Linked DNA regions of Homo sapiens: region 1 is linked to region 2. Evidence: chromatin loops called from intact Hi-C (ENCODE). Cell type or tissue: CD4-positive, alpha-beta T cell. All regions are shown on one strand. Links, peaks and the distances in the headings refer to the core of each region. The heading gives the core; the rest is flanking DNA.

Evidence for each region. A loop is a pair of places that touch in the nucleus more often than their neighbours do. Peaks named below come from ENCODE experiments on the same cell type or tissue, not always from the same donor. Only the 100,000 strongest peaks of a DNase experiment are listed, where the experiment ranks them.
Region 1: it touches region 2 in a loop (2.7-fold over the local background); 6 of 110 quality-filtered maps call a loop at or near these places.

What each region holds. Positions count from the first base shown.
Region 1 is chr15:72,195,301-72,203,631 of GRCh38, forward strand. GRAMD2A (GRAM domain containing 2A) reads right to left here and starts at 2,487. Exons shown (of 12, transcript NM_001012642.3): 1 at 2,431-2,487. The coding sequence starts at 2,471. PKM (pyruvate kinase M1/2) reads right to left here. Exons shown (of 11, transcript NM_002654.6): 9 at 7,154-7,320; 10 at 5,174-5,355; 11 at 3,729-4,456. The coding sequence ends at 4,350. RefSeq lists an enhancer at 1,925-2,104 and a silencer at 2,215-2,634. In CD4-positive, alpha-beta T cell, for the core only: CTCF peaks have their summits at 4,580 (motif pointing right) and 4,790; a DNase peak (open chromatin) is centred at 4,591; H3K27me3 peaks cover 1,334 bases.
Region 2 is chr15:72,530,059-72,538,389 of GRCh38, forward strand. The region is part of intron 2 of ARIH1 (ariadne RBR E3 ubiquitin protein ligase 1); the gene reads left to right. Among named protein-coding and RNA genes, the nearest start is that of MIR630, 53 kb to the right of the region's middle. RefSeq lists a silencer at 3,187-3,236. In CD4-positive, alpha-beta T cell, for the core only: CTCF peaks have their summits at 3,123 and 3,322; DNase peaks (open chromatin) are centred at 3,153 and 4,653.

The DNA of each region.
Region 1 (8,331 bases), core at 118-8,117, 330 kb before region 2:
TCCCAAGTCGCAGCAAAACAGGAACAGCCTGAGGCTTAGAACTCACTTCTGATTCCAGAGTGAGGCTCTTCCCTCCAGCTGATAAACATGGTCCGTGGCAGGCAAGGACCAGAGCGAACCTAAGCAGGTTAGGGGCGGGGTGGAGCCACCCAGGAGGCACTAACAGCGCAGCAGCTCATGGGAGAGCTTCCAAGAGGCCAGCTGGCAGCAACCCACCTTGGGTACTGCCGACCTCAACCTCAGGGGGTCACGGGAGCACCCTAGGTGGATGAATTAGCATACAAGTCTCTCTGGTCTGTGCCAAAGCTTTGGGGCCTTGCTAAATTTAGAAATTTGAGGCCAGGTGCAGTGGCTCACACCTGTAATCCCAGCACTTTGAGAGGCTGAGGTGAGCAGCTCACCTGAGGTCGAGAGTTGGAGACCAGCCTGACCAACATGGAGAAACCCCGTCTCTACTAAAAAATACAAAATTAGCCGGGTGTGGTGGCGCATGCCTGTAATCCCACCTACTCGGGAGGCTGAGGCAGGAGAATCACTTGAACCCAGGAGGCGGAGACTGCAGTGAGCCGAGATCACGCCATTGCACTCCAGCCTGGGTAACAAGAGCAAAACTCCGTCTCAAAAAAAAAGAAAGAAATTTGAAAGCAGCCAGCAACATCAAGGCACAGATGGAGCTTGAGCTACCCTCTTCAGGCTATTCAGAAAATTCTCCCAAGGGGAAGTTGGGAAGGAGAACTTCTATTTGGCCCCAGCCTAAACTCTCCTGGAAGCTCGATGGGGCCTCTGTCAGCTTTCCCCTCTGGACCTGCCCATTTGTCCCAGAGGTGCCCACTGAGGCTACCTCAATGCCTGTCAAACTAAAACTTAAACCTAAGAGTGTCTGCAGCATGGTCTCCAGCCAGCCTGATCAGAAGACTATGGAGGGGGCCAGGCACGTGGCTCACACCTGTAGTCCCTGTAATGCTAGCACTTTGGGAGGCTGAGGTGGGTGGATCACCTGAGGTCAGGAGTTCAAGACCAGCCTGGCCAACATGGTGAAACCCCATCTCTACTAAAAATACAAAAATTAGCTGGGCGTGGTGGTGGGCACCTGTAATCCCAGCTACTCGGGAGGCTGAGGCAGGAGGATCACTTGAACCTGGGAGGCAGAGGTTGCAGTGAGCCAAGATCCCACCACGGCACTCCAGCCTGGGTGACAGAGTGAAACTGTCTCAGAAAAAAAAAAAAGAAAAAAGAAGGAGGGGCATACTGACTCCTCACTGAAGAATGGGATAGACACCCTCTATTCTACCTCTCCCAGCAAGGCCATAAGTCTTTGCTCTGAAAGGAGCCAGACTTTAGAGCCGGCTACAGGTGGACATGGGGTGAAGACATCAGGTTGCGAGGGTACCCTCTCTCGTTCCCTAGGAGCCTGGCCCCTGCAAGGAGGGGCACCTTTAAACAATCAAGCATAGTGAGTGGGGCGGCAAGCAGAGCAGAGACACAGACGACAGCGGGGTGGAGCCCCACCAGTCCCTCTGAGTATAAGGCAGAGGGAGTCCCGCTGGGGTCCACATCCCTGTGTGTCTCGGGCTGATTTGGACACAAGGCTCACACATTCATCCTACCTGCCCCAGTGCTAGCTGGCCGAGGATGCCAGGCTGTACCCGACCTTAGGCTGTGCGGCTTGGAACCTGGACCGGGGCAGGAATTGACAGGTTCCCCCAAACAATGTCACTCCCAGGACCCTAAGACCTCAAGCAGCAGAAACCACAATTCTGGATGTTACGTGCAGCGCCAGCTCCTGTCTGCCCTGCCTCCTTATCCCTTTCTCCCAGGGCGACTTTGGACCAGGTCTCGAGGCCGGGAGACCGGCCCCAGCCCGCCCGACCGGGATGGGCCTGGCGCCCGGGGGAGGCCGCGTCGTGCTGAGACAGCTCCGAGCTGCCTCCCCGCAGCCGCGGGCCGCTACAATACGGATTCGGCGGCGAGAGGAAACAGTCTGGCCCTCCAGGGGACGCAGGGAAATCCAACCTTTGGGTCGGGGGCAATTAGGACTGGGAGTCGATACCGCGGGCAACGAATGATGAATGAATAAATGAAAGGATGAACAGAGTGGCGAGGCGGAGATGGGCCATGCGGGGCGTCCCGAGGAGGGTGCCCTTCCTTGCCCCGATGCTGCCGGGACCGTCCCTCATCCCCCAGGTCGCAGCAGACTCAGCCAAGACACCCGGTCCTAGTGCGAACACCTCGCGGGCCCCGGGAGACGCCTGGGCGCGCGGTGCAGCTCTGGCCCGGAGCCCGCATTCCGGCGGCCGGGAAGTGCCTGCCCCGTGGGCAGAACGCGCCGAGTTGCCGCGGCCCCAGGAGCCGTCCTGCCCCGCGCGGCAGCAGCCCCTCGCGGCGGCCTCCGGAACCCCCGAGACCGGCCCCCGGGCCGCAACCCCTTACCCGCCCTCCTCGGTGGCCTCGCTCCGGCTTAAAGCGGTCATCCCGGCGCCTGCACCCAGCGCCCCGACCGCGCGCCGGGACCCAGCGCCCGCCGGACCCCGCCCGCCCCGTCGAGAGCCCGCCCCGCCCGCCCGCCCATTGGCGGGTCGCGCGGGCCGGGCACAGCCCATTGGCCGTTCCTCCCCCTCATTCCCCAGCTTCCCCAGCTTCTCTCCTTCCCCACCTTCCCCAGGTGGGGCTCCAAGCTCTGAGCAGATCCTAGCGCTCGGTTCCCCGGACTGGGAGGTCCCGGAGGCCAGGGCCTGGCGCGGCACCTCCTGTCCCTCACGTCGAGGGTATTGTGTCCCCTCTGGACGCTTCTGTCGTCCTAGTCTTGCGGCTTGGGTCCCTCTGCAGGAACCAATTCCGGCCCCTCTCCAACCTAACCCTTCCCAACATAGAGCTCCGGATAAGTTTCAATTTTACCGTCAGTGGGGAACACCAAAGGGGATATTGAACACCATGGTCTGACAGCCAAGTCACCACCACGAACCCGGGAGCCAGGATGCTCCCACGCACTTTTGCCGGAGTTAACATTGCAGTTTCTCCAAGGAAATACACTTTTGGAGGAGTCTGCAAAGGGGCTGAAGGTGGACACAAATCAAAGGCAGGGAAGCAGAGGCACGTGCGCTCAGTGTGACAATGAGCTTTTGCCTGGCCTGCAGGCCCTTTCCTCTTCCATCCCCACCAGGACACTTGGTCCTTGGGAGTGTGGTCAGGGGAGAGGAAAAGCGCAGGCCAGATTTGGTCCCATTCCCAACTCTCTCCCCCAGCCCTTTGGCACTACAGCATCATGGTGGGAGGGCACCAGCAAACAGGAGGGGTCCCAAGGGGAGCCTAGGTCCACAACTGAGGACCTGGGAGCCAAACCCAGTCTCAGGCGCCCAGAGCTGACTCCTCCTACAGCCCCCATAAGGGATACGCTAATGCAGGAAGACCAAAGTGGAAGAACCATGGCCAAGGCCACTTTGCAATTTGGGTTTATCTACCAGAGTGGGAGGGAGGCCTTGTCCCTGCTCTTTCCCATCTTCGGTTCACGTAAGCCATTAAAGTCTCCCCGCAGCACTGAAGGGGGCAACCTGTAACCCTAAGATAGTAAGCTACTGCTTTCCCAGCGCCTCTGCACCAGGAGGTGGGCAGGATGGCAGGTGACACCACCATAGCTCCCACTGCGGGGCACGAGGCTGCAGCCATTCCCAGCCTGCTCAGAGGGCAGGGTTCAACCACCTCCCCCTCCCCAGCAGAAAAGAGAGGAAACAGGTGCTTCAGCTGTTGTTTATTGACATACAGGTAGGCTCTATAGCAACAGGCCTGGAGGTGCTGCAGTAGTGGGGGAAAATGGAAGGTGGAGGGTGGAGTGTTTGCTGCAGGACAGCTGAGTGGAGGGTGGGGACAGGTGCAAACTGGAGAGGCCTAGAGAGCTAGAGAAGCAAGTAAGGGCCAGGGCCAGAGTCGGCTTCAATGGAACAACAGCCCAGTGCCCTAAGGCCCCTAACTCTTGCTGGCTGTTTCTTGACCCCAAGCCAGGGTTGGGAGTCCTCTGGGCATCCATTTTTTCTAAAGGAACTGGACAGAGTACACACAGGAAAGGAAGCTGTCACCCTCTTGCCATCTGGCTCCAGGGGCCTCCAGTCCAGCATTCCTCCTTCTTCCCTTGATTGGGTGGGGCCACATGATGGGCAGCCAGGCTCTGGGCTGTCCCACTAGAGCAGGCTGCAAACACAGCCATGTTTCAGTGAGGCGTTGATCTTCTTCCCTGGTGTCCCAACCTACCAGTGCCACGTTACAGCCCAGAGTGAGTTCTACAAGCGTTGCTGGCCTAATGGATGGGCTGGGGGAAGGGGGTGGGACAGGGGCTGGAGGAGGGGCTCTGGGGTCCATCACGGCACAGGAACAACACGCATGGTGTTGGTGAAGCCGGAGCCAGGGCGCCATCCGGTCAGCACAATGACCACATCTCCCTTCTTGAAGAAGCCTCGGGCCTTGCCTGGAGGAAGAGAAGGGAGGTTGGTGAGTAAAAGCCAAGCCAGGCAGGTTTGCACCTGGGCAGCTGCCCCATAGCCTGAGTACTGAACTAGGCTGGCTGACCACTACTTCCTCACACCACAAGGTGGCACCAAACTCACAGCCCAGGCAAACAGGAGGAAGGCCCTGAAATGTCCTTATCACTCAGATGGCAGGGTTGGCAGGGACCTTTGGACATCATTCACTATCCTGGAGAGGGTGCAAAGCCTTGCCCAGGGTCAGAGCTAGCTGCTTCCTGTCATCTGATGATACCCTACCTTATACAGGGACAATGGCCACATCAGTACGTAATCTGTGTATGCCACCCCACAGCACAGGAGCTGTGGCCAATTTTATTTAAAAAAAAAACAAAAAACAAAAAAAACTCTCAGTAATGAGCAGATGCCAAAAAATGGACAATTTTGCTTTGAGCCCCAGACTAGAAGAGAAGAGGAACTGAATTGCTCAGCCCTACAACTCAAAGGACCCTTTTCCCTCCTGGCTCAGCTTAGGACTTCGGAGAATGAGAGATTCAGAATGAACATTCCCAATAAGGGAGAGGAACAGTCGCTGGGCCTTTTGCCCCACTAAGGTCTGTGTGTTCCCCTTTCTATTCCCCAAACTTTCGGGGTCCCACAGAAGCCAATGCTCAAGCATCCCCAAGCTCCTCTAGGCTCTAGCCCCTGCTCCAGCCACGTACCAACATTCATGGCAAAGTTCACCCGGAGGTCCACGTCCTCAGCCCAGGCCTCCTGGACTGGGTCCTTGCACAGCACAGGGAAGATGCCACGGTACAGGTGGGCCTGACGAGCTGTCTGGGGATTCCGGGTCACAGCAATGATGGGGGCACGTGGGCGGTATCTGGCCACCTGGTGAGCAGACCTGAGATGGGATGGGGGACATACAGAAGAGACCATTACACGAGGCCCCAGGAAGTACCCTCAGGGCGTTCAAACAGCTCACCCTCTCATCCAGCTCACTGAGGGCTCTGGCCTCTTCAACATCTGCTCCCTAGGACCCCTCCCGAGGCTCGGGCAGCCCCTCATCCTATATCCCCCACAGCATGCTAGGTTACCATTTGCCCTCTACCCCCATTCCACAGGCCAAGGGCTCAGGATCACCTTGACCCAGCAAGATCAGCCTCACCCACTTACCCCACACAGCCCATGGTTGGCAGAACCCCTCCTACACCCTGAACTCTGACACAGAGAGGCAGCCCTGGCCCAATGTCACCAGCACCCATTCCTCTCGCTGCCAATGACAGTGACAAGCCAAGCAGCACGTGACTAGCACCTGACTCTTGACATCTGCAAGGAGCAGTAGCAGAGCTGACCAGCCCCCTGGGAATCAACATCAGGCTTCTCTACTTTTGTGCCCTCTCCCTGCCCCACATGGCCCCTAGCTCCTGAAACAGTCCCAGCAACTGGGCTATAAAGGCCCAGAATCAAATCTGAGTATCTAGATGAGGCTTAGAAATCTAGGTGCTACTCAGCAGGCAAGAACAGGAAATGGGAGTGTTGCTGCAGGAGCAGCTCTGCCTGCCAAAGCTCCTTTGGAAGGCAGGGGACCCTTCTAAAGCCCCTCTGCCAGGCACTTTCTTGAACACTGACACTGCACACTTGTAGCTGCAGCTGTGTCTCAGGAGCTGGGGAGGGGCACCAGAAGGGAAGTTATGAGGACACTCAACAGGTGTCAGGGAAACTTAAGCCACATCACAGCAGAGAAGTCCCTGCACTTCACGCTTGGCCTCTATGCAAGGCCTTCAGAGGGAAGCAATTGCTGAAGCCAGGACCAGCTGAGTGAAACCCCAGAAGACTAGAGCTTAAAATAGCCAAACAGCAAGAACTGGACCTTTTAAGAAAGGTCAACCCTACGGGTTGGAGCTGTTCAGCCAAGAGTGGGAGGCTGGAGCCCTCTGCTGAGGGCATCTGCACAGAGCTTGTGTCCTGGTTCTCTGGGCTGCCCACGCCCATCTGCTGCTCCTCAGTGCATGGGCACTGCCTGTTTGCTCCCCTCTTCCAGGAAACCCTTGCTGCCCTGTGGACAGGGACAAGGAGCATACTCCCTAACTAGGAGAGTGAAGGACATTAACTCAATGTCCTGGGCCAAGGAAGGGATCCCAAGTTGGAGGCCCAGCATAGGCCACACAGTCCTCAGCCTGGCTGCCAGGCCCCACAGAATGTCAGCCAAGATAGCACAGCAACCTCTCCTGAGCTGGAACCCAATTTGTCTTTAGGGCTCAAAAACAGCAGGGACTAGTGTGCCAAATGGAGGCACAGTAAACAGCATTTAAATAAATTCATTTCCCAACTGAAATTTTTAAAGAGCACATAGTAACTGGAATAAGCAAAAGTGGTTATCTTTTACAATTTTAGAGGACTAAATTTTCAATATCAAATAACCATTTGTAGTCAGCCTGTGCACTGTTATGTAATAAATCTCCAGCATAAATTTGCTTTTGATCCAAATGTTCTGACATTCCTTATGAGTGCTACCTAGAGTCCTTTGGGCCCAGGGAAGGGGCTCTGCTCAATCCTTCCCTGCAGGCCCAAGGTGGCAGGCAGAGGGGTCTTACCTTGGCTCAGTGCCACCTGAGCATTGTTCAATGGACTGCTCCCAGGACCCCCAAGGTGAGGTACCACTGAGCAGGGCATTCCAGGGAGCCGCTGCCGCCTCCTACCTGCCAGACTTGGTGAGGACGATTATGGCCCCACTGCAGCACTTGAAGGAGGCCTCCACGGCACCCACGGCGGTGGCTTCTGTGGGGTCGCTGGTAATGGGCGCCAGGCGGCGGAGTTCCTCAAATAATTGCAAGTGGTAGATGGCAGCCTCTGCCTCACGGGCAATCTAGGGGAGCAACATCCGTCCAGAGGGACGAGAGGGGGACAGAGCTTTGTCAGAGCTTTGTCACAAAAGGAGAGGGAGGGGAAGAGTCACCGGACAGCTGGTGAGGAACATGTTCCTGGGAACAAAGGCCAAGAGGAGCCCAATCACTGGAGATTCTGAGCTGAGCCAAGATCAAGACTCCACAGAAACCAGTCCTTCACCAAGTGCCTGTGACATCTACTGTGCCTACTGAGCCACAGGACCCTTTGGTCCTGCCCTGCCATGACCTCCCTGGCGGTGTTCCTACAGACGAGAAGAGGCTCTGTGCCCAGATGCCAGGTTGGGCCTGGCTGTCTTCTCCTAGAGCAGGTGGAGCAAGAGGCTGGTTATCCTAACAGTGTTACCTGCCCTTAGGGCCCTACCTGCCAGACTCCGTCAGAACTATCAAAGCTGCTGCTAAACACTTATAAGAAGCCTCCACGCTGCCCATGGCCATGGCTTCCATGAGGTCTGTGGAGTGACTTGAGGCTCGCACAAGTTCTTCAAACAGCTTGCGGTGGAACATGGCTGCCTCAGCCTCACGAGCTATCTGTAAGGTTTAGGGGAAGAGGGGGCAAGGAAGAGGGAAGGAGGAGGAAAAAAACGAGACACAACACATGGGAAGACAGAATGGGGAATTTATCAGAGAGGAAGGTAACCTTAGGTTAATTGGCTAAATCTGTCCTTCAGGCAGATGCAGAGGTAGGGTGATGAAAGTCCAACTGCTTCAGGAGGTGCTGCCACTTCCCCTCCAATACAGGGGAAATTGGCTCTTCCCTTCTGGAAGGATTTTTTCATTGGGGGTGGAGGGAGACAATCTGGCAGTAGGCTCTAGCACCCTGGCATGAAAACATGCCCAGGCTGGGCCCAGGCCACTCCCTGGCAGAGGACTTGACCACGCTGCCTCATGACATAGCTTACAGGAAGGAACAGGCCCTCCCTCCTCACATGGCTGGTTGATTAGGCAGGCTCCTGCCCAGCCTCCATGCATGC
Region 2 (8,331 bases), core at 6-8,005:
GCTAAATTGATAGCAGAGGGTAGATGGAAAGAGAAGTAAAATTAGTTTTAACTGAGACAAAATATAGGAGACTCTGGGAAACTTCTGGTAATTTTGACCGTTCCTTTCACTAAATACACTAGAAGAGGCTAGGTGAAATACTGAAACATGTTTGAAAAGTAAGATTATCAAATAATTAGTAAGATAGGAAATAGAGGTTCAAGGTTGAGAGTTTGGGAATCAAGGGAAATTTAGAGAAACAAGCTTCCAGTCCTTGTTGCTCTAGCAGTGTATGTTGATCCAGAAGAGGTAGCTAAGAGACTTAGCTGTGAGTTTTGTTTGCCCTTTGTTAGTAGAGGGGGAAGTTGGAATATTAGGTCTACTAAGAGCGAAAATTGAATACACTAGCTCCTTAAAGACTGAAGATGATCTTCATGTCTTTTGGGTAGTCCAGAAAACCTTAAACCTTGAACTTGGGTTAAGATAGCCCCCGTATATAACAGAAACAAACGTAAATCTTCTCTAGGGAAATAACATTATTTAAGACCTTAAACTATTTTCTCAAATTATTTTTCTAATTAAAACATAACAACCTGGAACTTAAGATACTGGAATTGTCAGACCTAGACCAAAATGAGTATGCTATCACCAGGGAGCTGTCATTCAGATTTGGAAAAAAATCAGAATTTTTATAACTAAACAAAATAAGCAAAATTAACTTTGTGACATAGTTTAACAGCAGACTGGACAAAGCTGAAGAGAGTTTAGTGTATTTGAAAATCAAACAATGATCCAGAATTAAGTATATCCATTAAAAGATGGAAAATACAGAAGAGATTAAGAAATACAGAGGATATAATGAGAAGGTCTCATTGAGTTTTAGAAAGAGAGGAGAGAATGTGGCAGAGGCAGTATTTTAAGATAAAAATGACTGAGAATTTTGCAGATTGGTAAAAGACCCAAATGTCATAGATTGAAGAAACATAACAGTTCCCATGTGTGATAGCTACTTGTTTCACTGATCCTAAGATACACAGTTTTTCACATTTTAACATCTGAAATCTGGATGCATCTTTCAATTATTGACACCTTACAGTCCAAAAAGATTGAAATTTTGACTCGTGAAAAATTTTCCATGTCAACTTCTGTTAAGATCATGAAATTTCAGCACGAAAGCATTTTAGATTTTATGAAATATGGTAAAAAGAAATCCACATTTTTATTTATTTATTTATTTATTTATTTATTGAAACACAGTTTCATTCTGTTGTCCAGGCTGGAGTGCAGTGGCACAGTCTCAGCTCAGTGCAGCTTGCACCTCCCGGGTTCAAGGCATTCTAGGGCCTCAGCTTTCTGAGTACCTGGAATTACAGGCACGAGCCACTAGGCCTGGTTAACTTTAGTATTTTTAGTAGAGATGGGGTTTCGCCACGTTGGCCAGGCTGGTCTCGAACTCCTGACCTCAGGTGATGTGCCTGCCTCAGCCTCCCAAAGTGCTGGTATTATAGGGGTGAGCCACTGGGCCTGACCAGAAATCCACATTTAAAAACATCTTAGTAAAACTACAAAATCAGCAAAAATAAAAAATCTAAATCAATGAGATACAAGAAAGGCTGCTTTCAAAAGAGTGAAAGTATAGGTATAATAATATTCTAGAGCACAGCTCAACAGCAACAGTGAAAGTGATAGTAAGATGATACCTCAGTCTTTTGAAAGAAAATAAACCTTACCTAGAATACTATGTTCATGGAAAATATATTCATAAACAGTATGTTTTAATTAATATAAATGGTTTTATGTTGTACCTAGCTTTTGTATCTTTTTAAAGCCAACCAACATTTTGTTCTGCCAGTGTTGATTGAAGTTTCAAATACTCATAATTGTTATTTAAGCAACTATTTGTCTGTTAAAGGGAAAAATCTTGCAGAATGTTGTACTTTGGAATTTATAACCTTAAATGCATAATGAGCTAAGCATTCATCTTAAAAGTCTCAAGTAATAAGCTTAGAGGTCTCAAGTTAGGAAAAGAACAACAAAATAAATATAGGGAAAATACAAGGAAAGAAATAAAGAACAGAATATAATAAAATAGAAAACATGCAGTAGAAGGGATCAAGAAGCCGTAAGATTTTTTTTTTTTTTTAAGACTGATAACGTTGACACTTTGATGAGGTTAGGAAAAAGAGAGATCCTAAATAACCAGTATTAGGAATGAAAACAGAGTATCACTAGGATCTTGTGGATGGTTTAAAAAAAAACTCTTAAAATTATGGACAACTATTCAAACTTGATAGACGAAATGGGTAGATTCCTAGAAATAGGCAATTTCCCAAAACTGACATAAGAAATAGTAAACCTGTATCCTTATTAAGTATAAAGAAATGAAATCCATAATTTAAAATGTTCTTATAAAGAAAAGTTGAAATTCAAATGGTTATACTGGAAAGTTCTACCATAACATTTAATATGACAGTAACTTCAACCTTATTCTAAAGAACAGAAAAATAGGATCTTCTGCCTTCATAAAGATATCATAACCTTTATACCAAAACCCAAGGAAAGATGATACACCAGTTTGTCTTATGTACATAGATACAAAAAAACCATACATACACACACGCACGCACACAAAACAAAAACTGGAACAACAGAAACACCTCAGAATATTAGCAAATTGAATTCAGCAATACATATATAAAAAGGAGGGTAACCCAGCATGGCCACCTGAGGTGAATCCTGGGAATGCTAGGTTGGTTTAACCTGAAACAATTCAGCATGATTGGTCACTTGAACAAATTGATGAGAAAAACATTTCAGAGATGCCAAGGAGCCTTTGCTTCATGATTTTAAAAAGAAGCTATTAGCAATCTAGAACTTTGTTAACCTTATAAATCTTACAGAAACATTTGTAGGAGATATCATAGTTTATCCACTGAAATGTTAAAAAAGATTTCCCTTTTAGATGGGAGTTCAAGATGTGGATATCGTATCTCCAGTTCAATTCAGCATTATACTAGAAATGATTCTAGCCAGTAGAACATCAAAAAATGAAAACAAAATACAGTGTTGTAAGAGAAATGCCTGTGTTTTTGGGGGTTTTCTTTTTTTTGAGATGGGGTCTTGCTCTGTCTCCCAGGCTGGGGTGCAGTGGTGAGATCATGGCTCACTGCAGCCCCCTACCTGCCAGGTTCAAGCAATTCTCCTGTCTCAGCCTCCCAAGTAGCTGGGACTACAGGACCATGCCCCCAAGCACAGCTGATTTTTGTATTTTTAGTAGAGATGGGGTTTCACCATGTTGGCCAGGCTGGTCTTGAACTCCTGAGCTCAAGGAATCCACCTGTCTTCAGAAGTGCTGGGATTATAGGCGTGAGCCCGTGGGCCCGGCCCCTGGCTGTTAATATTCACTGACAATGTGATTGTGTATTCACAAACAATGTGATTGTACATGTGGAAAAATCAGAATCTGGAGGTAAATTGTTAGAATAAATGTCTTTAGAAAGAAATATGAAAAATTTCTTTTTTCTTTGACCCAATAATTCCGCTCTCAGGTATATATCCAATAGAAAGAAATACGTGCACATCTACATTGAAAGTCATATATAAAACTGGTGGTGGCTCATGCCTGTGGACTCAGCAACATGGGAGAATCGCTTGAGGCCAGGAGTTACAGATCAGCTTGGGCAACATAGTGAGACCCCGTATTTACAGAAAATTAAACAATTAGCTATGCATGGTGGCATCTGCTTGTAGTCCCAGCTACTCAGGAGGCTGAGGTGGGAGGATTGCTGGAGCCTAGGAGGTCAAGGCTGCTGTGAGCCATTTTTATGCCACTGCACTACAACCTGGGCGACAGAGTGAGACCCTGTCTCAAAAAAAGAAAAAGTCATATATAAGCATGTTCCTAGCAGTATTTATTCATACTTCAACCTATAAACAACCCAGATGTTTATCACTATTACACTAGATAGATAATTATGGTATATTGACATAGTAACTATTCAGCAGTGCAAAATAAATGAGCAAAAGCTACAAGCCACAGCATAGATAAATCTTAAAAACATAGTGAAAAGAAAAGGACCCCAAGTAATACCTATCTACTATATGGTTCTACTTACATAAAATATAAAAACAGTTGAAACTAAGTTTATATTGTTTAAGGATGTGTGTTTAGGTGGTGTAGCTATTTAAAAAGGGCAGTGATTAAAACAGTTGAAACTAAGTTTACATTGTTTAAGGATGCATATTTAGGTGTAATTATTAAAAAAAAAAACAGGGTAGTGATCATACGTTTAGGGGGGCTTGTAGAGTACTAGCAGTCTTCTGTTTCTTGTCCTGGGTGGTATTTATATACTGGTGTTTGTTTTATAACAGTTTGTAAGCTGCATGTTTATGTACTTCTCTAGGATTGTGTTATTGCAAAATAAAAATCATTTTAAAACACATATACACAGACATAGGAAAAGGATCAGTCTTAAAGGGAAGGTCCATCTTTTTTCCTGGACATGTAGGATTAATAGTTCCTTTGTACCTACAAGTAAACTTACATTTTGCCAAGACAGCTTTTCTCACTGCTCTCCTAGGCTCTAGTATATTAAATCTATCCTAAATTTAACTTAGATTGTGTTAACTTACTTGAGCAACCTCTGCTACCCTTGTGGTTTCTGCCACATCAAAGCCATACTCCCCGGATTTGGGGTTTGAAAACCTTGTGTACATTCACTCCATTCTGTATGTCTTTGCTTATAACTGTATATTCCTTGGGATGCCCTCTGCTATTCAGGCCTCAATCTTAAGAGCTGTAGCTTTGTACAGAATCAGAGCGTATCAAGAATACTTCATTCTGGGGTTGTGCTCATAGCCATCACGTACAATTCTGTGCATCACAAATCGATGCCTCCTATGTCTTCTTATTGTCTGTATTCTTTTTTTTTTTGAGACGGAGTCTCGCTGTCGCCCAGGCTGGAGTGCAGTGGCGCAATCTCGGCTCACTGCAGGCTCCGCCCCCTGGGGTTCATGCCATTCTCCTGCCTCAGCCTCCCGAGTAGCTGGGACTACAGGCGCCCGCCACCTCGCCCGGCTAATTTTTTGTATTTTTAGTAGAGACGGGGTTTCACCGTGTTAGCCAGGATGGTCTCGAACTCCTGACCTCGTGATCCACCCGCCTCGGCCTCCCAAAGTGCTGGGATTACAGGCGTGAGCCACCGCGCCCGGCCTTATTGTCTGTATTCTTACCACATTTACCAACTTGTTTCAACATCTTGAAGTTAGTTTTCTGTACTTCTCTAGGATTCTTCTCCCATTCTTGCATGCTAAGTAGCATGTCATACTACAAACAGGTATTCATCTCTTTCCTTCCAAACAATTGACATTACAACTAACTAGCATAATTCCTACATATAGTTGCTGAATAGGTGAGGGAACTGTGTTAAATGGAACTTAATTATATTACTACCTTGTGTTTTGATGGATAATTTGTTTTAACATAGCTGAATTTTAAACATACTTGTTTGATTCATAGGCTTTCAACTTTTACAGCCTGAGGACTTGCATTAGATATATTGAAAAATCGTTATCAAAACAATAAAAAGACAATTTCTTTTTATATACTTGAAGAAACGATATTTCTCTTCAGTTGGAATGAGATCCACTGTTGCATGAATCACAAGTAGTAGTGTGTTTTATTTTCTAGATAAAAATGTATAGCAGGAGCAAAAGACCATTAAGCAGAGGGTGTAGATTTCCTTTAATGCACGTATTTGGAAAGAGGTGGACAAAAAAAGCCACTGTCTTGGTTTTCTTTGAAGTAAAAATAGTTTTTTAAAAATAATGGTTCTTGTCGTTTTGGGGACTGTAGTCTCTTTTGAAAAAGTAATACAATCTTGAACCTTCTCCTGGGAGTGCGGGGGTGGGGCGGGGGCAGAGAACATTTGTAAATAAGTTATAACATTTGGATTCTGCCCAATTGTTGAAATGCCAGGGACCTCCAATTACAAATTTATGTGTTTGATGATCTTGGTAAAACTGAAATAGTCATAAGCCAGAAGTCGTAGACAACCACCAGTAAAGATGACACATGTGTTTGTAGTGTGGCTGGAACACCCTGTGAAAACCAGCATCTGTGTCTTCTAAAGCCTGTATTGTACAGATGTTCTCCATTCTGTGTTAGAAAAAGAATAGTCATTAACTTCTTTTGTAAATGTCCTCCATACTTTTATTTTTATCTTTTAAATTTTATTTCTAATAGAGATAGGGTCTTGCTATATTGTTCAGGCTGGTTCCGAACTCTGGGCTTGAGCGATCCTCCCAGCTTGTCCTCCCACAGTGCTGGGATACAGGCTCACTAGCTACTGCACATAGCCTTTTTTTTCTTTTGAAATTTTATTTACCTGCATAGTTTTACATCTACCTTTAAAACTCATGAGAAACAATAAAATTTTATTATGTAAAAAAGCTTTTTGATTAGCAAAATTTTTTATCGTAAAAGCTGAATGGGGGGGATGTAAGAGGTCAATTTACTGTTCACTTGGCTTTTGGGTATTTAGGTTTTTCTGTAGTAAATGGGTATTGGATCCCTTTGGAAGATGGCATAGTTTATTGTAATTCTGTTATGGTTTTGCGAATTCGAGCCTAGAAAGAGTTATCTTAACATCTGTTTCACTGTGGTTAGTTCCTTAATCCACCTGCCTTCATCCTGGCTCAGAACTAAAAAGGTTAAAGTATGCAGTAAGATTTTTGTGCTGCCACTTGGAAGTAGTATTAATTAGTAGCTGCTCTATCAAGCATTCTTTTGCTTAGCAGTAAGCAAACTTAGGAGATTTTATTACAATGCTGTTTTTTTAGGTTTTATTTTATTATAATGCCTTTTTAAAAAAAATTAGGCTAATAAGAAAAATCTTATGGCCTCAAAAAGTATTCTACTTTTTCTGAAAAATATATGAGCAGTATGTATATTTAGCTATAAAAACTACATAGAATACCCATTTTTTTTTAGAGATTAGCTTAAGAAACCTAAGTCTTTTATAGCAAGCTGTTACAGATTTGTGTGAGTTCTCATTTTTGTTGTTGTTGTTGTTGTTGTTGTTGTTTGTAACATGAGGGCTAAAAGCTTTCCTTAGGATAAAAAGGTTTTCTATCCTTAACTCCTTTAGATGGTTTTTGTTCTTTGGAATTCTGAACTTACCTAGTAGAGGTATGTAGTTATGCCAGTCATCTTACATTCTTTTGAAAGAATAACTTTAAAAACCACAAAGGATGCAGTAATATCTTTTAATTTGTTTGAAAACTTACATTCTGCCTCAGGAACCCTTTTTTAAATTTAATTTTTTATCAAAGTAACACAATCATGATTTTTTAAAAGTCCAATAGTTTCCCAAGAGTTATAAATGAAAAATAGTGCTCCAAACCCTCAGTTCCAATCCCATTCCCCAGAAGAGAAAGAACTATTTATTTTAGTATTTTTTATGACTTATTATTCCGTATTGCTGTTTTAAGACAGTCATCTTCATACCTCATGTTACTTTTGCTTTTTATAAATGTGACGGCAGTTCTTATTCATTCGTATGATTTAAATGAATTTAAGATATTCCTTTGCTCCTTTGACATTTTCCCTTAAATGTACATTTTCTAAAAGTAGAAAAAAATTACATCATTAACAGGTTAATGTGGCTGGGGGGAGTTGAAATGGCAGTTCTTGGAAGGGTTTTGGCACCCTGGATTTTTGTTCTTTGTCAGAACTATAAGGTATAGAATAATTGTGACTTTTGTAGTATTTTGAAATTGCAATCCGATACCCATAAACTGCCATATGTGAGTGTTAAAACAGAAATGTTTTGGTCATTTAGAAGTAAACGTTATGTGTATATACATTTTCATACATGGATACATATAACCTATAATGTGTTTTTTAATACATTTTCATATGTGTGCTTATTTTTACTCCCTCTCAGGCTTATAGCAATAGCTAGTTGACTTGCAAATGTATAATGGAAGCATTAAAAGACTGGATAGGAGGATTGAGCTCTGATAGTTTAAGAATAAGCATAGAGGCTGGGCGTGGTAGCTCACACCTGTAATCCCAGCACTTTGGGAGGCTGAGGTGGGCAGATCACTTGAGCCCAGGAGTTTGAGACCAGCCTGGCCAACATGGCGAAACCCCATCTCTACTAAAATCACAAAAAAATTAGCCAGGAGTGGTGGCACACATCCGTAATCCGCTACTCCAGAGGCTGAGGCACAAGAAATGTTTGAACCCGGGAGGTGGAAGTTGCAGTGAGCTGAGATGAAGCCAGCCTGGGTGACAGAGAGAGACTTTGTCTCCCTCTCCCCCGCAAATAAATAAGTAAATAAAGGAAT